Regions from separate parts of the Homo sapiens genome. Here regions 1 and 2 are each linked to region 3. The links are chromatin loops, found by intact Hi-C in ENCODE. Cell type or tissue: MCF 10A. All regions are shown on one strand. Links, peaks and the distances in the headings refer to the core of each region. The heading gives the core; the rest is flanking DNA.

Evidence for each region. Peaks named below come from ENCODE experiments on the same cell type or tissue, not always from the same donor. Only the 100,000 strongest peaks of a DNase experiment are listed, where the experiment ranks them.
Region 1: a loop joins it to region 3, with 3 times the contacts of the local background. A loop is called at or near these places in 5 of 110 quality-filtered maps.
Region 2: a loop joins it to region 3, with 4 times the contacts of the local background. A loop is called at or near these places in 5 of 110 quality-filtered maps.

The regions. Positions count from the first base shown.
Region 1 is chr12:64,558,069-64,565,492 of GRCh38, reverse strand. It overlaps a transcript of RASSF3 not described here. Among named protein-coding and RNA genes, the nearest start is that of RASSF3-DT, 48 kb to the left of the region's middle. In MCF 10A, for the core only: no CTCF peak of the experiment used is centred there; a DNase peak (open chromatin) is centred at 4,302.
Region 2 is chr12:64,546,315-64,553,738 of GRCh38, reverse strand. It overlaps a transcript of RASSF3 not described here. Among named protein-coding and RNA genes, the nearest start is that of RASSF3-DT, 59 kb to the left of the region's middle. RefSeq lists an enhancer at 4,087-4,136. In MCF 10A, for the core only: a CTCF peak has its summit at 3,972 (motif pointing left); a DNase peak (open chromatin) is centred at 3,978.
Region 3 is chr12:64,675,775-64,683,198 of GRCh38, reverse strand. The region is part of intron 1 of RASSF3 (Ras association domain family member 3); the gene reads right to left. Among named protein-coding and RNA genes, the nearest start is that of MIR548Z, 57 kb to the right of the region's middle. In MCF 10A, for the core only: no CTCF peak of the experiment used is centred there; a DNase peak (open chromatin) is centred at 3,328.

The sequences.
Region 1 (7,424 bases), core at 1,333-6,332, 120 kb after region 3:
GATCCACCTCCCTCGGTCTCCCAAAGTGCTGGGATTACAGGCATGAGCCACCGCACCTGGCCTAATTTTTGTATTTTTAGTAGAGATGAGTTTTTGCCCTGTTGGCAAGCCTGGTCTTGAACTCCTGATCTCAGGTGATACACCCGCCTCAGCCTCCCAAAGTGCTGGGATTACAGGCATGAGCCACCACGCCTGGCCAGCTCTTTTATCCTTTAGGTATCAGTAATTGGTGCAAAAAGACACCCTCCCCTCAGTGCCCTCCTAACAGTCTCCAAGTTGGACAGAAATTTTTCTCTATTCATGGACCAGGCTTTTTTTTTTTTTTCTGATTCTCAAGATATTTGTAGTTTACCTTCTACTACTTAAGTGTGCCAGTTTAGTTTGAGGTTGTTAAAAATATACCCAAAAAGTAGGCCAGGTGTGGTGGCTCACACCTGTAATCTTAGCATTTTGGGAGGCTGAGGCAGGTGGATCACCTGAGGTCAGGAGTTCGAGACCATCCTGGCCAACATGGTAAAACCCTGTCTCTACTAAAAATACAAACAATAGCTGGGCATGGTGATGCATGCCTGTTGTCCCAGCTACTTGGGAGGCTAAGGCAGGAGAATCACTTGAACCCAGGAGCTGGAGGTTGCAGTGAGCCGAGATTGCACCATTGCACTCCAGCCTGGGCAACAGAGCGAGACTCCCTCTCAAAAAAAAAAACAAAAAACAAAAAACACCTAAAAAGTGTTGAGCTATAACTACATTGTTTTCTTCAATAACGCATTTCTCTGTTGGAGATGGCAGCTTGTAGAAATGTGTTAGGGAGGGCTGGGCGCAGTGGCTCACGCCTGTAATCCCAGTGCTTTGGGAGGCCAAGGCAGGCAGATCACCTGAGGTCGGAAGTTTGAGACCAGCCTGACCAACATGGAGAAACCCCATCTCTACTAAAAATACAAAATTAGCCGGGCATGGTGGCGCATACCTGTAATCCCAGCTACTTGGAAGGCTGAGGCAGGAGAATAGCTTGAACCTGGGAGGCGGAGGTTGTGGTGAGCTGAGATCATGCCATTGCACTCCAGCCTGGACAACAAGAGTGAAACTCTATTTCAAAAAAAAAAAGAAAGAAAAGAAATGTGTTAGGGAGAGGAGGCCTTTACTGAATTTAGGGGGCTAACAAAGAATCAGTCCCCAATCCAATAAAGTTAGTACAGTAGTTTTCAGAGGGCAAGGGCCCCTTGGCTTCTTGTTTATAAAGATTCTCTTTAGAAATTATGCAGACTCCATTGTCAAACAGCAAATATTGTCTGTCAGTTGACAGTTGAAGTCAATACTTACAACTGACAGTGTATAGAACAACAAACCCCAACATTTGGGATACTGTATATTGAAAGCCAAAAGATTTATGTCAATGATCAAAATCCGCAATGACATTAGCTATAAGGGGACCATGTACATCAAAGGTACTATTCATTCATGTAACACACACGTTGTTGAGAACCCACTCCATGCCCAGCTGGGGTGGGTGCTAGGGATGCAGCTATGAGCAAAACAGACAGAGCCCCTTCGCTGATGAAACTTACATTCTAGATGGGGGAGAGAAGAAATAAATAAAATGATGTTGCATAGTGGTAAGTCATATGAAGAAACTAACAGAGTATGTAATATGTTAGAGGATGTGGTAGTGTGGAGGCTGCTTTAGTTTGGGTGGTCAAGGAAGGCCTCATTGAGAGATGACATTTGAACTGAGACCTGAATCAAGGAGCCAGTTGAGAGAGGATGTGGGAGAATATTCCAGGCAGAATGAACGCAATGGACCTCAGGACTGAGCTTGGTGTATTTAATGGACAGAGCAAGAGTCAGCAGAGCTGGCGGTGTATAGTGATTGAGCAGGGCAGGGGCATGAGCCAAGATCAGCAAGGTAGGCAGGGGCTAGATCTTGAGGGCCTTCTAAGGCTTGGTAAAGCATGTGGATTTTACTTTAGGGAAGTAGGGATTTTAACATCAGATGTAATCTGATTTACATTTAAGAAAATATTCTGGCCAGGTGTGGTGGCTCATGCCTGTAATCCCAGCACTTTGGGAAGCTGAGGTGGGAGGATCACCTGAGGTCAGGAGATCGAGACCAGCCTGGCCATCATGGTGAAACCCCATCTCTACTAAAAATACAAAAAAATTTAGCCGGGCCTGGTGGCAGGTGCCTGTAATCCCAGCTACTTGGGAGGCTGAGGCAGGATAATCGCTTGAACCTGGGAGGCGGAGGTTGTAGTAAGCCGAGATCACGCAATTGTCCTCCAGCCTGGGCAACAAGAATGAAGCTCCATCTCAAAAAAAAAATAAAAATAAAAATAAATAAAAGACAGAAAAAAAGAAAAAAATATTATGTGGCTGCTATATTGTAAAGGAAGCAGAGAACAAAGATAGGAGGCTGTTATATTGGTATGAGTGAGATGATGGTGGCTTTGACATGCAGTAGCTGTGGGCATAGAGAGAAGTAGACGGACATTGGTTAGATTTTGGAGACAGAGACAATTGAATTTGCTCATGGATTGGATTTGGGGTGTAAGAAAAAGAGAAGAATTGGGTTGGGCACAGTGGCTCATGCCTATAATCCCAGCACTTTGTGAGGCAAGGGTAGGAGGATCACTTGAACCCAGGAGTTCAAGACCAGCATGGGGAACAAAGTGAGACCCTGTCTCTACAAAATATATTTTTAAAAAACATTAGCCAGGTGTGGTGGCATACACCTGTAGTCCTAGCTACTTGGGAGGCTGATGTGGGGGGATGACTTGAGCCCAGGAGGTCGAGGCTGCAGTGAGCCGTGATCAAGCCATTGCACTCCAGCCTGAGCAACAGAGAAAGACCCTGCCTCAAAAATAAAATAAATAAAATTTAAACACCCAGGAGAATAGAGGAAGTTTCCCCAGTTTTTAGCTTGAACAACTAGCTGCAGAGGAGCATCATTTATTTAGAAGAGAAAGATGGGGGTAGAGACATGGAAGAGCAGTTTCGGAAAGGATGGAAAAGCAATGGTTTGATGCTGAAGTGCATTTCATTCACTCATATGAAGATACTAGGAAGGCAATTTGAACTATGACCAAATTGCCTACCATGGGTCTCCTAACCAGGATGTCTAAGGAGCTTATATATGCAAGATAAATGCGGTGGGTACTCAGGTGCAGTGCCTCACACCTGTAATCCCAGCACTTTGGGAGGCCGAGGCGGGCGGATAACTTGAGGTCAGGAGCTTGAGACCAGGCTGGCCAACATGGCGAAACTCTGTCTCTACCAAAAATACTAAAATTAGCTGGGTGCGGTGGCGCACGCCTGTAGTCCCAGCTACCCAGGAGGCTGAGGCAGAAGAATCTCTTGAACCAGGGAGGCAGAGGTTGCAGTGAGTCAAGATCGCACCACTGCATTCCAGCCTGGGCAACCACTGCATTCCAGCCTGGGCAACAGAGCAAGACTCTGTCTCAAAACAAACAAAAATAAATAAATAAATAAATAAATAAATAAATAAATACTATGGGCCATGCACAGTGGCTCATGCCGTAATCCCAGCAATTTGGGAGGCTGAGGTGGGTGGATCACTCGAGGTCAAGACTTTGAGACCAACCTGGCCAACATTATATTTGTATACAAATACAAAAATTAGCCAGGCGTGGTTGGGCTCGCCTGTAATCCCAGCTACTCGGGAGGCTGAGACACAAGAATCATTTGAACCCAGGAGGTGGAGGTTGCGGTGAGCTGAGATCATGACATAGTGAGACTCCATCTCAAAAAAAAAAAAAAAAAGATAAATGCTAAAGAGGTGCAGAGTACTCTCTGAAGCAGGAATGGTTGTGACTCCCTGAGGCATTTTTTGTTTTAGTGGCTCTCTTGATGTTATGGAAGTGCATTATACAGGGGTCTTGTTTGGATATTCATTTTGACTCTGAGATCAATGAGCTGTTCAGTGGTACTACTTGGGACTTTATTGCCTCCAGGGAGCTTTTAGAAATGAGGTGGTGGGGGAGCAATTTTGTTTGTCATGATGCAGGAGGTCAGGGAGAATACTGGCATCTAGTCCCTGGGGCCAGAAATGCCAAATGTGCGGCAATGCGTGGAATATCTTCACACAAAATAAAATGGTCCAATCTGAAATGCATGTGCCTTGGGAAAGTTTATTTTAAATTTTAAAGTTTCTCTTCTTTCATCATTAAAATGAAGACATCACGTGAAATCATCTCTGAGGTTAGATCTGGCTTCCTTATACTATGACTCACAAGATACACAAACAATAGTGATATAAGTAGCCTTCAAGGGACCTGGTGGGAGGCTGTGGCCATGAAAATGCATCCCTCAGCTCTCCGGCTGCAGGGAGCATAATTGACTAATGGCCACAGCTGCAGACCTCTGGACCCACCCCCATCTCATTTACAGAACGCCCTTTCTACAAGCTGCTGCTAGCCAATGACTGAGCAAGCAGGGCACAACTAATACAGACTCATTCTGTACTAATACAGACTCATTCTTTACTAATACAGACTCATTCTTTACTAATACAGACTCTTTTAATGACGGACTTTGGCTCAAGGATGCCCCATCAACCAGGCTGAGCAGCTTTTGTGACTGCAGCCTGAGAGTCTCCTATCAGATCCTCCTTCCTTCCCCGTCTCTCACAGAGGTCAGACCTGCTTTGCGTCTGAAGGCTCTTCTTGCCTATTTCGGCTCCTCTCCTTTATCCCGCACAAGTATTCCCTAAGGAGTTTCCTGCACATCCAATCCCATCTTAGCTTCTGCTTCTCAAAGAACTCAGACTAACCCGAGTAATGTCAGCAGTGGTCTGAGAAAACAAGAGTAAGATGGGGTTTGGAGACTGGCTCCCTCATTGCCCAGTAGGCTAAGAGGATGCTACCCTGAATGATATACGGGGCGTGGATAGTTCCTCGCACAATGTGGTGGTGCAACTGCTAAAGATTTCATCAGTGGTGATTCAGGAAGATGTCCTGGTGGAGGAGAATGCAGTGCAGGTGCAGAGATCCAGGCATTGGAGAGCTATGGTTGTGGGGGAATGATAGCTACAGGGAGAGCAGAGTTGACTGATTACTGCTAAGTTGTATTGACATCCCACCAAGTGATAACAAGCAATAGAGACTGTGAGAGCTAGAGAACCTGTTTGGTAGCTTAAAAAAGGGTCCTCCTCTCCTGCAGTGGAAGAACTGCCACAGCTGAGCCACAGACTGAGGCTCTGATAGTCCTAGAGCTCTAGAGATGCCTAAATGCTCAGCTAAAGCAAGTCAGTTAAGCTAAGGTCAGGGCCCTGTTTGGAGGAATCTGGGACTCTGAAACATGGGATGGGGGCATCTGAATGCATGCCTCTCAGGATGTTGACTTGGCAGAGCCCTCTGAACCCTCCAGGTCTGCCGGGCTGGCCCATCATTTCATAGTAAGAACTACCACTTTCAAAGGCTGGCTTCAGGAGACCTGGTGGGAGGTTGTGGCCATGAAAATGCATCCCTCTCCAGCAAGGCAACAGGTTGCCCTCTCAGGAGCTGCCCCCAATTCCTCTACTGTCTCCCAAGCCAATAAACAAATGCAGTATAATCAAGACAGGGAAGGGCTGGGCCTGATAGGGAAAAAAGAGATTATATATCAAAGGACCTATAAGAATTAGCGAGCAGGAACCAGTGGAAAACTTTGGAATCAGATTTGGGAGTACTTGTTCAAGGAGACTAGAAAGTAAGACTAGAAAAGCAAGACTTCCTTGACTAGAGGACAATTTTGGGGGGGACACAGGCCCCTGATAAGGACCCCAGAGGATGAGTGAAACTCACTGCTAAAGTGGCTCTTAGAAGCCTGCTGCAATATTAGGCCATGCTGAGAAAAGTGGAAATGCTTGAGTTGCCCTGGCAGGTGGCAGAGAAAAGAATAAAGAAGCTAAGGAAAATGGACCCACAAGGGGCCAGGCGCGGTGGCTCACACCTGTAATCCCAGCACTTTGGGAGGCCGAGGTGGGCAGATCACGAGGTCAGGAGATCGAGACCATCCTGGCTAACACGGTGAAACCCCATCTCTACTAAAAATACAACAACAACAACAACAACAACAAAAACAACAATTAGCCAGGTTTGGTGGCAGGCGCCTGTAGTCCCAGCTACTTGGGAGGCTGAGGCAGGAGAATGGCATGAACCCGGGAGGTGGAGGTTGCAGTGAACCGAGATCGCGCCACTGCACTCCAGCCTGGACGACAGTGTGAGACTCCGCCTCAAAAAAAAAAAAAAAGAAAAAAAGAAGAAAAGAAAATGGACCCACAGGACCCAGAGGACACGCCGTTCACCAGTGCCTTCAGGACTTGAGAGGGGCACCAGTATCACTAAGCAGTGGTGGCCCTCCTCCGCAGGTCAGCGCCGATGGCAGAAGTGACAGTAGCAGAGCTGGACTCATTAATATCCATGGGAATATGAGGCTCCAGAGTGTCAGGAGCCAGGCAGCCACAATCACCAGTATGACTAGCAAGGTCAGGCTGCAGCCAGAGGGCTGGACCTGAAGGGAGCTGTGAGACAGTAGAGCACGGTGTCCCTAGGGGTAAAAGTGATGGGGAGCCAAGAGGGTGCAGCGTCATGTTGACACTAGAAAAAGGCAGGAAAGGAGGGGCAGGAGGCTGAGGGAGATCACTCCAGTCAGAAGCCACATCCCTTCAACGTTCCCACACTTGATCCAGTTTTCAGATCTGCAACCCATTGACTGAAGGGGTGGCCGGGTCCCTAGGGAGAAGGAGCCTGCCATACCACAGCAAATATCTACTGTAATAATCCTTACAGCCACTCCTCAGAAAGACCTCTGGCCATTTACTCAGGTGATTATAAAATAGAGAAAGGGGAATCCTCAGTCATTTCAAGGATTATTGGACATAGGGTTTAAATTGACTTGATTCCTTGAGTTACGCCAGCCCTTTTCTCACATTTTACCGGGCTCTGATAAAGAGAATGCTTGACTATGGTTGTAAGTAACCACACCCCCAGAACTGCCCACTATGAACTGGCTTCTGTCAGATCCACCAAGTCATAAAGTAGGAATAGAGGCATGTGGCTGGACATATAGGAATGGCCATGGAGTATGAAAATTTTTGTGTCACATATTAACAACCACCAGAAAGCATCTCCCATGGAAAAGGTACCGATCAACCAAGTAGGCAAAATGACTTATCCAGGTGACATTAGCTAATCTTCATCATCAGCCACTCCACAACAGGCACCATGGGCACATGAATGGAGCAGCTATGGTGGCGTAAATGGAGCCCAGGCATCATCCCAATGCGTGAACTCTCACATATCAAGGCTGATTTAGCTACTGCTGACTTTGAATGTCCAACTGTCAGCAAAACAGACAACAGGCCCTCAGTATGGCACTATTCCTTGAGCAAGAGAACTGGTCACTTTTTGGCAAGCCTACTATATTGG
Region 2 (7,424 bases), core at 1,333-6,332, 130 kb after region 3:
TCCCAAAGTGCTGGGATTACAGGTGTGAGCCACTGCACTCAGTCCAGACAACTTCTTAAATTAAGAAACTTCCCTTCTGGAGAAATGCTTACGTAGAGGCTGGATGGTCACCTGTTGGATTATAAGCCTGATTGGAAAGGAAGTCAGGTTGCCTGACATCCAAGGTCTCGTCTCCTTCTGAGATTTGGTGATTTCTGTGACCTGGACAGTGCATCAGATGTTTTTTGACCCCAAATGGCATACTTCTCTTTGCAAATGACATATTATCCTGAAGCATCTATCTTCTTGTAATTCTTAATAACTCTTCCAAATTTCTTTGCAGTAGTTTACCAGTACCACAATTGGCAAACTTTCAACTCTCCCTGGCCCAATGTCAGGAATATTTAACCCCCCGGTCCACCCTCACTTGTCAGCAGTTCTGCACTTAGACATATAGCTGTTTGCTTCCTATTTAAACTGAACCTAGTGTAATTATTGAACTGGACTTCTAATAATGATATTAACAAAGTTACCGAAAAGGAAAAGCTAACAACTTGCAGACCTCTAAAGTTGGTACTGAGCATATAAAATATCATGTGATATCAAAAAGAGATTGTGTGGAAAGTGCTGCAGGATGAGGGCAGACAGAAAACGTTTATAGACTCACAGGCCTTTGGTGTGTGGCACCACACCCGGCTAATTTTTGTATTTTTAGTGGAGATGGGGTTTTGCCATGTCGGCCAGGCTGGTCTCGATCTCCTGACCTCGTGATCCACCCGCCTTGGCCTCCCAAAGTACTGGGATTATAGGTGTGAGCCACCGAGCCCGGCCCCAAGTTGCTATTTTTGAAAATAAGGACGGAGGCCGGTGAGCAGAGATTGCGCCATTGCACTCCAGCCTGGGTGACAAGAGCGAAACTCCATCTCAAAAAAAAGAAAGAAAGAAAAAGAAAATAAGGATAGAATCAACCCAAATGCCCACCAATGATAGACTGGATAAAGGAAATGTGGTACATATACACTATGGAATACTATGCAGCCATATAAAGGAACGAGATCATGTCCTTTGCAGGGACATGGATGGAGCTGGAAGTCATTTTTCTCAGCAAACTAACTCGGGAACAGAAAACCAAACACCACATGTTCTCACTTATAAGTGGGAGCTGAACAATGAGAACACATGGACACAGGGAGGGGAACAACACACACTGGGGCCTGTCAGGAGGTGGGGTAGCGGGAGGGAGAGCCTTAGGAAAAATAGTTAGTGGATGTTGGGCTTAATACCTAGGTGATGGGTTGATAGGTGCAGCAAACTGCCATGGCACACATCTGCCTATGTAACAAATCTGCACATCCTGCACATGTACCCCAGAACTAAAAATAAAAATTAAATTTATCCTGCACATGTACCTGCACATCCTGCACATGTACCCCAGAACTAAAAATAAAATTAAAAAAAGAAAATAAGGGCAGTGGAACCCAGGGTTCAAATCTCTTGCCCGAGTTCTCCTGGGTCTCAGGTCTCAGCTTTCCCTCTACCCTTTCCTTTCTCTCTTTCCTCCTTCCCTTTCTAGCCAAGCGCCCTGGCTCCCCAAAGTAAATTTTCCCATGTCCTTTAAAAAACAAAGCACAGAGAAAATGTTGCTTGCTCAGAGTCACATTACAATATTTAAATAAAACTAACTCTAAGGCCCCCCTAAATTTAGGGTCTGGGTGTGACTGCATTGTTTCTGTTCTTGGACCAACAAACCCCAGGGGTTTTCTGATGGCTTTTGGAAAGCTGTTTGCTCTTGTGTAAGGCGGGTGGACGTTGCTGTGCACATCTCGTAATCTATTTGAAGATAATATCTCTCAGTCTCACAGAAAAACTGAAAATATTTTGGAAAACATTTCGTAGTTGTAAAACTAGCTGTGGACCTTTGGCAAGTTGGTTCGCCTCTCTTTAACTGAAGACTGCTGTTAACCACAAACACGCTTACAAACCATGTGTCTATGCCAAGTTCTAGGCTAAATGGACAAATACGATTGTTGTGAGTATTAAAGAAAACAATAATATTAGTTAACATTAATTGAAGTTTCCCACCAAACACCAGGCTAAGTACTTTTCTATGCATTGCCTAATTAAATCTCCACAGCAATGCTAAGTAGTAGACATGATTACATTTACTACATGCATATTATTTTTGAGACAGGGTCTTACTCTGTCTCCCAGATTGGAGTGCAGTGGCATGATCATGGCTCACTGCAGCCTCAACCTCCCAGGTTCAAGTGATCGTCCCACCTCAGCCTCCTAAGTAGCTGGGACTACAGGCGCGCACCACCATGCCCGGCTAATTTTTGGCATTTTTTGTAGAGCCAGGGTTTTGCCATGTTGCCCAGCCTGGTCTCAAACTCCTGGGCTCAAGTGATCCACTCGCCTCAGCCTCCCAAAGTGCTGGGATTACAGGAGTGAGCCTATTAAATACATTTTGCATGTTATAGTGCCCGCCTATTACATACATTTTATGGATGAGATTAAGTGACTTAACTAAGTCCATTCAGCAAATATGCGGCTGTATACCTTGACCGTCCTTGCTCTTAATCTGTGCATAGGTACTTTGTACATGTCTGGTACTGTAAAGTGCTGTAGAAGTAAGTCTAGTGGCCATCTTTGGGGGTTATGGATATTCCTAACATCTTCCTCTGGTCTCTGCCCCTACTTCTGAATTTGAATAAGGGTGAAACCAAGATCAAACAGCCATCTCGGGCAAGCTTGAGGAGGGAAAAGGAGTCATAGAAACAGTAGCCTAAGGAATGTGTGGGTGGAGGTGGGGTGCTGTGGGTTGAAGTATTCCCTTAGCAGTGAGCCGGCAGGATTGGAACATTTTCGGGCTTTATGGACATGAGCATCAGCTCTTTCTCTCTTTTTTTTTTCCTTTCTTTCTTTCTTTTTTTTTTTTTGAGATGGAGTCTCTCTCCCTCTCTCAGGCTGGACTGCAGTGGCTAGATCCTGGCTCACTGCAACCTCCTCCTGGGCTCACGCAATTCTCCCACTTCAGCCTTCCAAGTAGCTGGGGTTACAGGCACCCACCACCACTCCTGGCCTCCTTTTTCTTTTCGTTTTTTGGAGACGGAGTCTTGCTCTGTTGTCCAAGCTGGAGTGCTGTGCCACAATCTTGGCTCACTGCAACCTTGCCTCCCGGGTTCAAGCGAATCTCCTACGTCAGCCTCTGGGATTACAGGTGTGCACCACCACACCTGGCTAATTTTTGTATTTTTAGTAGAGATAGGGTTTCGCCACGTTGGCCAGGCTGGTCTTGAACTCCTGACCTCAGGTGATCCACCCACCTCGGCCTCCCAAAGTGCTAGGATTACAGGCATGGGGCACTGTGCCTGGCTATTTCTCTTTTCTTTTCTTTCTCTTCTCTTCTCCTTTTCTTTCTCCTCTCCTCTCCTCCTCTCCCCTCTTCTCTCTTCTCCCTTTCTTTCCCCTTCTCGTTTCCTTTCCCTTTCTTGTTTTCCCCTTACATGTTAAATATATTGAAGAATAATTTACACAAAATAAAACGCATTCTTCTTTGTTTCCTTAGTTTTAAAGCAAGATTTATCTCCTTTAGATTCCCAGTAGGAAAAGAGAAAAGAGAGGGCAGGAAGGAGAACTTTAATGGAGGTGGGAAGGGGGTGGGGGGCGCTGAGACTATAGATAAAATCTCTGTGTTATTTCTTCTTTTGTAAAATCACTTAATTTCTGTAAAACTTAATCACCTCCCTCATCAATCAAAGTGAGAATAATAATATCTTGATAGACTTGTGGTAAGCATGAAAGAATATCTGACAGACACAAAGAAGCTTAATTCATGTTAACAATGAAATGATATTGATATGATTGTGTCTAAACCTTAGGACTGTGCAAGGAGTGCTCAAAAACACAAGCAATCATTAGATATTTATTGTTTTTCTTTGAATCCGTGGCACACAGACAAACATATAGGAGTCAATGCTAGAGCTCCCTCTGGTGGCTTTGCTGTCACAAACACACCAACTACTGTATCCCTACCTCCGCTTATGGGGCTCAGGAGAGAGAGGCTGTGCTGGCTGCTGGCCGCCATGTCAACACCCCCCACAGGAGGGGAGCTTGGTAGAGGCCTTGCTACAGGTGCTTTCATCAGAAAGTTTTACCATTGACTCCTAATGATTAAGAATAATTAATTCCCCAGGTGTGAAATTGAACTGTGTGAAATTAGCTGGTATTGAATCTTTACTGACAGAAATGGTAACTTTATGTCATTGAATCTAGTAATTGCTGCTATAATTAAAAATCTGAGTGTGTAAAGTAGTAAATCAGTTACAAAGGAAACAAACATACAACAAAGGAAGCAAAGTGCACAATGACTTTAAGAATGACTTTGTGGCCTCTGATTAGCTTTCAACATTTAAAAATTCTTTTTAGAGATAGGGTCTCACTATGTTGTCCAGGCAGTTCTCAAATTTCTGGGCTCAAGTGATCCCCCCAAAGTGTTGGGATTATAGGCCAGAACCACTGCACCCGGTCTTCTGTAGGATCTACAACTGGCAGAAGAACAGTCTGTCTCTCCACATTTAGTCAAACCCCTCAGGGATTTTAATAACTAGGACTGTTTTCCTTATTTCCAGTATCTCTTCTAACACCTTCACCCTTATGTCCCCACCTTACCCCAATTAGAAATTCAAGTGTTGTTGGGCTATCGTACCCCACTTTTCTGGGAGTTCACTCAGACCTTCCCTTTCCTTTCCCACTTGGGAAAGGATCCACTCTCAGGGCCTTGAAGACAATTGATTGTGAAGTCCACATCCTCTGAGAAAGACCAGATCAAGGGCTTACAAAAATTACTAACCTCTGAGTCTTAACTTCACTAATGACAATTTGAAAATTGGAACAGATCAAACCACTGGATCATTCCCTCACCCTGCCCACCAAATCTTAAAGCACTAAGCCCTTTAAAATTGAATTTTAAAATGGATTTAAAATTTAAAGATTTTAGGTGGAATACATTACTCAGGAGACTATGGATGAATTTATAGTGAGCTAAGTTTGTTTGTGAACTGCTGGAAAGGGTATAAACTGGTATGAAGTTCCTATTAAAGAAGTTGGCAGTATGTATTAAGGGCTATTAAAACTCTTGACCGATAAATCCTCCTTCAGAATCTGTATTAAGGAAACAAGAAGAAATGTAGGAAAAGATTTTCATACAAAGATATTGTTGCAGCTTCATGTTCAACAGTAAGAAATGCACCAAAAGAAGTAAAATTGTTGGCCAGGTGCTGTGGCTCATGCCTATAATCCTGGCACTTTGGGAGGCCAAGGCAGGAGGATAGCTTGAGCCCAGGAGTTCGAGACCAGCCTGACCAAGATGGTGAGACCTCTTCTCTACAAAAAAAATAAATAAATAAAAATAAAAAAAACTAGCTGGGCATGATGGTGCCTGCCCATGGTCCCAGCTACTTGGGAGGCTGAGGATCCCTTGAGCCCAGGAGATCAAGACTGCAGTGAGCTGTGATTGCGCCACTGCACTCCAGCCTGGGCGACAGAGTGAGACCCTGTCTCAAAATAAATAAATAAAATACAATAAAAAATTTAAAAAGATATGAAGTAGAATTGTTAAATCAATATGAAAGATTCATAAATATTACACCTTAGAGCTCACTTTTTCAGAGAATATAGAGCGGCAGGAAACATGGTCACATTGTAAGGAAGGGTGAAAACATATCTATGTCTGTATCTATCCAAATACTGATTTCCAGTTTTACGAAGAAATACATATAGACAATGGACACTGAAAAAAGAGAGGAATGAAGGACACTAAAATACTAAGGGCAATTATATCTCTCTGGGTGGTGGGATTATAGGCAATTTTAACGTTTTTCTTAACCTTTTTACATTTTCCACAGTTTCTTTAATAATCATGCATTGTTTTTATAATCACAAAAATATATGCAATACAACAGGAATTTGATCCTGAATCAAGGTTGTGGGGGGGAAGAATTTGATTTGAAAAATCGATCAAAGTTGAGTTTCATCTTCTTCATGGTATTGAATTTAGAAACTGAATACCAGCTTTCATCAAACTCTAAAGCTGACAAATAACTAAATATGTTTTAAAATATTTTATAGTTGAAAAGTTCCTTCCTTCCTTCCTTCCGTCCTTCCTTCCCTTCTTTTTTCTTTCTCTTTTTTTTGAGACGGAGTCTCACTCTGTTGCCAGGCTGGAATGCAGTGACATGATCTCCGCTCACTGCAACCTCCGCCTCCTGCGTTCAAGCGATTCTCCTGCCTCAGCCTCCTGAGTATCTGGGACTACAGGTGTGTCCCACCACGCCCAGTTAATTTTTGTATTTTTAGTAGAGATGGGGGTTTCATTATGTTGGCCAGGATGGTCTCAATCTCTTGACCTTGTGATCCGCCTGCCTCAGCCTCCCAAAGTGCTGGGATTACAGGCGTGAGTCACCGTGCCTGGCTTTTTTTTTTTTTTTTAGATCAAGTCTCTCTCTGTCACACAGACTGGAGTACACTGGTGTGATCTCGGCTCACTGCAACTTCCACCTCCTGGGTTCAAGCAATTCTCGTGCCTCAGTCTCCTGAGTAGCAGGGATTACAGGTGTGTGCCACCACACTTGGCTCATTTTTTAATATTTAGTAGAGACGGGGTTCACCATGTTGGCCAGGCTGATCTTGAATTCCCAGGCTCAAGCAATCCACATGCCTCGGCTTCCCAAATGTTGGGATTACAGGTGTGAGCCACCATGCCTGGCCCCAACAATCTTTCAATGTCCTCTCCATATCAAAAAGTGGGAGCAAAATAAGAATGAGGGAATGGTTTTTGTGGTTCTTGGCCAAATTCTATAGCTTCTAGGAGTTTCTGCTTAAATAGTTCTTTTCAAGGACCAAATTGAAACCTTTCTGAAGTTTATCGCTCTATCAGTGCTTGAAGCCAACAACACTGGGGATTATAATTGGGTTGAGAGATCTCCTACATAATCAGCTGACACACATATCCAAAAGGCTAAAATCCTGGGTCTTGAGATATTGACAAGATTTAGAATTCTGTTAATGACTTGAGAACCATTGCATTTATCATTCATCACCTTTAAAGCCAATAAGAAAAAAAGTTAAGTGCAGTATCAAATCAATTCACAAGAGTAGACTGATTTGATAGACTATTAAAACAATGTATTGGCCAGGTGCAGTGGCTCACGCCTTTTATCCCAGCACTTTGGGGGGCCTAGGCGGGTGTATCACGAGGTCAGGAGATCGAGACCATCCTGGCTAACATGGTGAAACCCCGTCTCTACTAAAAATACAAAAAACTAGCTGGGCGTGGTGGCAGGCGCCTGTAGTCCCAGTTACTTGGGAGACTGAGGCAGGAGAATGGCATGAACCCGGGAGGCGGAGCTTGCAGTGAGCCAAGATCGCGCCACTGCACTTCAGCC
Region 3 (7,424 bases), core at 874-5,873:
ATGAAAGCCTGCTAATCCTCCCTAACTCCAACCTTTACTGGGAGCTCTAAGTAATTCCACAGGGGTGTTCTCATTTAATCCTCCCAACAATGAGCTAATTAATGCTAATTAGCACCCCTACGTTACAGATAAGGACAGAAGATTTACAGAGGTCAAGCAGTTTGTCCAAGGACAACCCAACTAGTTGAGAGACCAAGTTCCACTTTAATCCAGGTCTTCTAGGGTGCTCCCACTAAATCCAATCAGTCCCCAAAGGTCTGGTGTGGGTAAACATTTAAAAACTTACAGAAAAGCTGCATAATCAGATTCAACACAAAGAGAGGAAGAACAGTTAAAATCCAATGATTTACTCCTGCAAAATAAAGCCTTTGTAAACACGCCTCTTTCTGCCAGACACATCACATCATTCTCACAGCTGGATAGTCTCCAGGCAGGCACTGGTTTCCATCTGCCCACTGGAAGCTAGTGTCGTAAATACAGCAGGAGGGGCTACTACAGAACTTGCGTCAATACCACGTAGAGTAAGAAAAGGCTCTTGATCCATTGAAGCCTCAAGATCTTTGACTTTAGACCCTAAGAGGGGTGTGCTGACTACAAATTATCTCGGTGACTTTTCTTTTTTTTTTTTTTTTGAGACGGAGTCTTGCTCTGTCACCCAGGCTGGAGTGCAGTGGCCGGATCTGGGCTCACTGCAACCTCCGCCTCCTGGGTTCACGCCATTCTCCTGCCTCAGCCTCCCGAGTAGCTGGGACTACAGGCGCCCGCCACCACGCCCGGCTAATTGTATTTTTAGTAGAGACGGGGTTTCACCGTATTAGCCAGGATGGTCTCGATCTCCTGACCTTGTGATCCGCCCGCCTCGGCCTCCCAAAGTGCTGGGATTACAGGCGTGAGCCACCTATCTCGTGGCGCCCGGCCTATCTCCGTGACTTTTCAATGTCAGCACCATCCTGGTGAAGTCTAATGGGTCAGTATATTGGGTAATACTGGATAAATACCAGCACAAGATAATGTGTTCATTCCCTAGCTTCAGGGGTAGGCTTCAAAGTCCCTTGGGAGCATCCTATTTGCCAAGGTAAAACCCCAAAGTAATCTTATTTTTGGTATTAGTGTTTGGTGGGGGAAAAGCTGTGGATTAAAATAAACTTTCAAAAGCTCCAGAGACTACTTCCAAGAAAGTGTTTTGTTTTGTCTGAGACAGGGTCTCACTTTATCACCCAGGCTAGTGTTTAGGGGCGTGATCACGGCTCACTGCAGCCTTGACTTCCTGAGTTCAAACATTCCTCCCACCTCAGTCTCCTGAATAGCTGGGACTACAGACAAGCACCACTGCGCCTAGCTAATTTTTTGTACAGATGACGTCTGGCTATGTTGCCCAGGCTGCTCTCGAACTCCTGGGCTCAAGCAGTCCTCCCACCTTAGTCTCCTAAAGTGCTGAGATTACAGGTATGAGCCACTGCACTGAGCCCCAATGAAGTTTTAAACATGTATCATATCTCTGATTGTCTTGCTCTTACCAATCCACAATTAGCTGGGTACCAGTCATAGCTGAAGAAGAAAATGAGGTAGTCTTGGCTTGTACATTCAGTTTTAACTGTCCAAAGACTCTTCAAAGCATATACTAAAAAGTGTACAATAAGGGACTTAAAATCTCATGGATGTGGGATGGGAAGTTGGCAGGGCAAAGGGGTGTTGCAGAAAGTGCACCACACCTGCAAGACTTGGGCCCCAGTCCTGGGTCTGTCACCAACTAACCCTGTGCCTTGGGCTTAACCTTTCTGAGCCTGTTCCCTCATTCTCTACCAAACAAGGAACTAGAGTCAATCACCTCCTCTAAGGTGCTTCCTGGCCTAGGCTGATCTGATTGCAAAGATGTGGAGGTGCTTTCACAAGTGTGACCAAGGGCAAAAGGGTTCCATGTGAGGAATCACCAAAGGTTCACCATTAAATACACAGGAAATGGCTAAGCACATACACAGCAGCATACATACATCCTAGGGGCTTACTACCACTCACGTGAGAATTCTAAGAATGAGGAGAAGGAAAAGGGGTAATGGGAGTTAAGTAAAGCTGGTTAACCCTAAATTACAGGTTTTGCTCATGCTATGGGACTTAACACCCAGCCTTAGGCCCCTTCGCACAGGCAGACCGAGAAGCTTGAGGAAAATCCAAAGAGTAAGCCAGTCTGGAAAGAGAAATTTTCCCTGGATCATCCACACATAGATAACTGAGACATCCTTACGTAACAATTATCTTTCCTTCTCAGAGATTAAAAACTAAGGAAACTGGCTGGGCGCGGTGGCTCACACCTGTAATCCCAGCACTTTGGGAGGCCGAGGCGGGCGGATCACCTGAGATCAGGAGTTTGAGACCAGCCTGGCCAACATGGTGGCCTTGTCTCTATTAAAAATACAAAAATTAGCTGGGCATGGCGGCAAGCACCTGTAGTCCCAGCTACTTGGGAGGCTGAGGTAGGAGAATCGCTTGAAACCGGGAGGCGGAGATCGCAGTAAGCCGAGATCACGCCATTGCACTCCAGCCTGGGCGACAGAGCGAGACTCTGTCTCAAAAACAAAAACAAAAAAAAACAAAGATCAGCTGGAAAGTATATCCCAGAAAAGCAGGTAAAACCCCAAGGGCCCTGATGCTGTACTTTTTAAGCCAAAAATGTAGCAATCATACACCAAGGCCTCATCATTCAGCAAATATTTGCTGAGCTTCTGCCATGTGCCAGGTACCTGCCTAAGTGTGGGGCAGTCAGGCTCAGCAGCAGACACCACGCCCGTCCTCACGGGGCGTGGTGTCTGCACAAGTGGAGTGGGGAAGGTCAAAGGACAAGCTGCTTCCAAAATGGCCCCCAAGCACTGTTTCTCTGGGTCTCATAGCAAAGAAGATATAAGCTCAGGCCTTGGAACAGAGGACAGTGGTTTCATTTAGCATCAGAGAAAGACCCTTAACTCTAAAAACTTTCCAATTGTTTACCCCTTTAAAAAAGACCCTCCCGTCCCCTCACAGAGTAGAATCCTGCCCCTTCCTCCACATACAATGATTATGAATCAGAACCACAATTTCTAGGAACGCAGCTGTATGCCCAGGAAAAAGGAAGAGAAGAAAACGAAACCCAGGAGGGGCATAGTAGCTCCAACAGGTAAAGGGGTGAGAGCAAGAAAGAAGGGTTAAAAGAAAATGGTGCAGCGGACGTGGAATAGATACAATACCAAGTGTCAACCCTGGTCTTTCATTGTGATGGCAGGAGAGGAAATGGCATGGGGCGCAGCCGTCTGTGGATAATGTGTCAGTTATTGTTCTTGGCAGCCAGTGAGGGCATCATGCCACGCCTGAGAGCGTCTGCTTGGTGAGTTACAAGTCATCTTTTCATAAGTCAGTTTTGTTTTGTATTCCCCAAACCCTCCAGCAGTTTCTCAGAGGAAGAGTTCTTCCACAAAAAAATATTTCATAAATCCTAGACTCTTCCCTCATTGTTTCCAGCCAGCAAGCCCTGGAGAGCTGCTCTCAGGCTCACTTCAGTTCCTGGGTGGGGTTACGTCACTGTTTTTCAGTAGCGAACTTTCTCAGATGGGACACACCCAACCTCACAGGCACCCAGGAGTTCTCGGGTAGCATGACCCAGGCTCTACTCAAGAAGTGCGGCCCAATCCCACAGGCTCACAACTCAGACTTTCTAAGAATATGTCCCAACAAATCTCAGTAAAGGGTCTGAGAATTGTTTATACTCTTTTGGTTAATTTTTCTATAACTGTGAAATTATATCAAAATTAAAAACATAAAAACATAACAAAATGCCCAAATAAACATAGTGCAATTAAGAGTGACTGTTCAGGCTGGGAGCGGTGGCTCACGCCCGTAATCCCAACACTTTGGGAGGCCAAGGTGGGTGGATCACGAGGTCAGGAGTTCGAGACCAACCTGGCCAACATGGTGAAACCCCATCTCTACAAAAAATACAAAAATTAGCTGGGTGTGGTGGCACACCTGTAATCCTAGCTACTCAGCAGGCTGAGGCAGGAGAATCACTTGAACCTGGGAGGCAGAGGTTGCAGTGAGCTGAGATCGTGCCATTGCACTCCAGTCTGGACAACACAGCAACTCTGTCCCCACCCCCGCTTCAAAAAACGAGTGACTGTTCAAAAGAGAGAAGGTGAATGTGGCCCTATCATTTCCTCTACTTTAGCTTAGTGACGGCCTGTGGACTATGATTTAGACATACTTAGGTCTAAAATCACACAGCTCTGCCACATTCTAGCTGCGTGACCAGAGGCAAGTTACTTAACCTCTCTGGGCCTCAGTTTTCTCATTACTGTAAAATGTGCAAAAGAATATCTACACAACTGTTATGAAGATATAATATAAGCCATTATTCAACAACTATTTATTGAGTGCCTATTGGTGCCAAGCACTTAAAGCTGTGAGAGACAGTTGTGGACCCCACCTTTCTGCCTTTGCTTGGCTGACAGCCTAGTTTACCTTACTCCCCACCCCAGCCCCACAAGAGGTTTTTGGGTTTTTGTTTGGTTTTTTTTTTTTTTTTTGGTATTACGGATCTCTTTAAAAAATAAAGACCTTTTACCAAAAACAAACAAACAAACAAAAAAGAGCAAATATTAATAGCACAGATGCTCTGATTGAGTGGGGGACAATATATGCACAGTGCCTGATGCCAGTGGCATGACACTCAGTAAGTGGTACCATCACACTGCCACTAGGAGGTCCCAGAGCTCTCACAGGTGCTCTGACACCTGGTCAGGTGTGGGGTCCAGCCTGTGTCAGCAGAGAAGGGTGAACTTCCCAGGCCAACAGGTGCTTTCTCCAAGTGAGGCTAGATTCTGAAATCATGAATTCCTACTTTTCATCTCATCGTCTCTTTTGGCAATAGGCAGTCACCTGCTGATGACCAACAGACTGCAATACCCAGTGCAATAACAGACAGAACAGGTTCTAGCCTAGGAATTGCATAGAGCAAAACATCAAGCACCTTTCACATGTAAAACATCACATTTATTGGAGCAGTGGGCCCATCCCATGTTGCAAATGGAATTCAAGCCTAGCTCAAACTGAACTGAGTCTAGGTCTTGACTCCTCTAGATGTCTTCTAATAAGGACATCAAATAAAGTACCATGGACCAGACCTTAAGAGAAAAACATTCTCTGGGAGAGACATTTCCACTGAATTCATGGAGGGACTTATAAGCAAACCAAAGCAGGTTTGCAATGAAGCATGGTATGAAGTAAGTGATTTCCATGAGCTACAGAGCAAGCAGTGTGGGGGTTTCAAAGGAAATTTCAAAAGAAAATTTCAGCATGTGAAGTTAGATGCTCCTAAACTAGATTTTAAAGTATGACTAATAGGGAAAAATACTGTTCTCAGAAGTCTTTTAGGTATACAAAGTGGAGACCGCCCTGTGATGAATACAAAGAGAACTGTCACACAGAGCTAAACCTACAAAGCCCTAGGAGGGTCTTCCAGGTGGGGAGCATGTCCTGCTCAACCCTAGTGAAATGTATGAGAAGAGCCACCTGGGACAGTTTTGTATTTACGTTTGATGTCTGTCCAATGTTCTTCACTTTCAGTACCAAAACTTCTAAGATATTAAAGTAAGCAGAGTCACCAAGCATGGTGTCTCACGCCTATAATCCCAGCACTTTGGGAAGCTGAGGCGGAAGGGTCACCTGAGCCCAGGAGTTCAAGGCCAGCCTGGGCAACACAGCACACCCTGTCTCTAAAAAAACAAACAAAAAAATAGAAATAGCTGGGTATGATGGTATGCACCTACAAAAAATTGTTTTAAAATAATAAAGTAGGCAGAGGTATTGAGGGAGCCCAGAACGTTTTCTCAAATAATGATCAGCATTGTTGATATACATCAGGGCTATCCAGCAGTATTTTCTGCAGTGGAGGAAATGTCCTGTGACCGTGCTGTCCATCAGAGCAGCCAGGAGCAACATGTGGCTTCTGAGCCCTGGAAATGAGAACTGAATTTTAAGCTCCATCTAATTACTGTAGTAAACATTGCAAATACAGACTATAATAGACAGAGGTGTAAATGAAGAATGAGGAAGGAAAAACCCCACATAAAACGATGTGAAACAGGATGTTCTAGAGCAATACTCCAGGCCAGGCACAGTGGCTCATTCCTGTAATCCCAGCACTTTAGGAGGCCAAGGCAGGTGGATCCTTCGAGCCCAGGAGTTCAATACCAGCCTGGGCAACACAGGGAGACCTCGTCTCTACTAAAAATAGAAAATTAGCTGGGCATCGTGGTGTGCGCTTGTAGTCACAGCTACTTGGGAGGCTGAGGCAGGAGGATCACTTGAGCCCAGGAGATGGAGGTTACAGTGAGCCAAGATCGTGCCACTGCACTCCAGCCTGGGCAACACAGCAAGACACTGTCTAAAAAAAAAAAAAAAGTGGCCAGGTGCAATGGCTCACGCCTGTAATCCCAGCATTTTGGGAGCCCAAGGTGGATAGATCACCTGCAGTCAGGAGTTTGAGACCAGCGTGGCCAACATGGTGAAACCCCATCTCTATTGAAAATACAAAATTAGCCAGGTGTGGTGACGTGAGCCTGTAATCCTAGCTACTTGTGAGTCTGAGGCAGGAGAATCACTTGAACCCAGGAGGCAGAGGTTGCAGTGAGCCAAAATTGTGCCACTGCACTCAAGCCTGGGCGACAGAGCAAGATTCCATCAAAAAAAAAAAAAAAAAAAAAAAAGCTGGGCACAGTGGCTCACACCTGTAATCTCAGCACTTTGGGAGGCCAAGGCAGGTGGATCACCTGAGGTCAAGAGTTCAAGACCAGCCTGACCAACATGGAGAAACCCTGTTTCTACTAAAAATACAAAAAATTAGCCCAGTGTGGTGGCACATGCCTGTAGTCCCTCAGACCTGTAAGCTACTCAGGAGGCTGAGGCAGGAGAATCGCTTGAACCCTGGAGGTGGAGGTTACACCACTGCACTCCAGCCTGGGCAACAAGAGCGAAACTCCGTCTCAAAAAAAAAAAAAAAAAAAAAAATTCTACTCCTGAAGGAAAGAATCAGAACAGTTGTTTCTGGGGTGTTTGGTGCTGCTGTTCTTGTCCTTAAAAGTACAGTGTGCTGCTTGCTGCAGTGTTCTCACGGCACCAGTGTTGATAATCTGCCATGGTGCCACATCTAGAGACTCAATGCTTATCTTGGTGTATGGCCCTGGCATGCTGATTCATCCTGGCCACTCTAGGGCTGGGATTTTTTTCCCCCTGCCAGATGAGAGGATTTTTTTTTTTTTAAATGGCAGGATACAGGGTGGGGCTCTATTTCCGTTTATGTGAGGATTCAGGAGTTCATTTTGCCTGAGTTCAGCTTGTAAGCGGGCAACTTTTTTAGTGCAGCCATATAAGATGTTCACTTTGTTCATGCTTTGAACAGC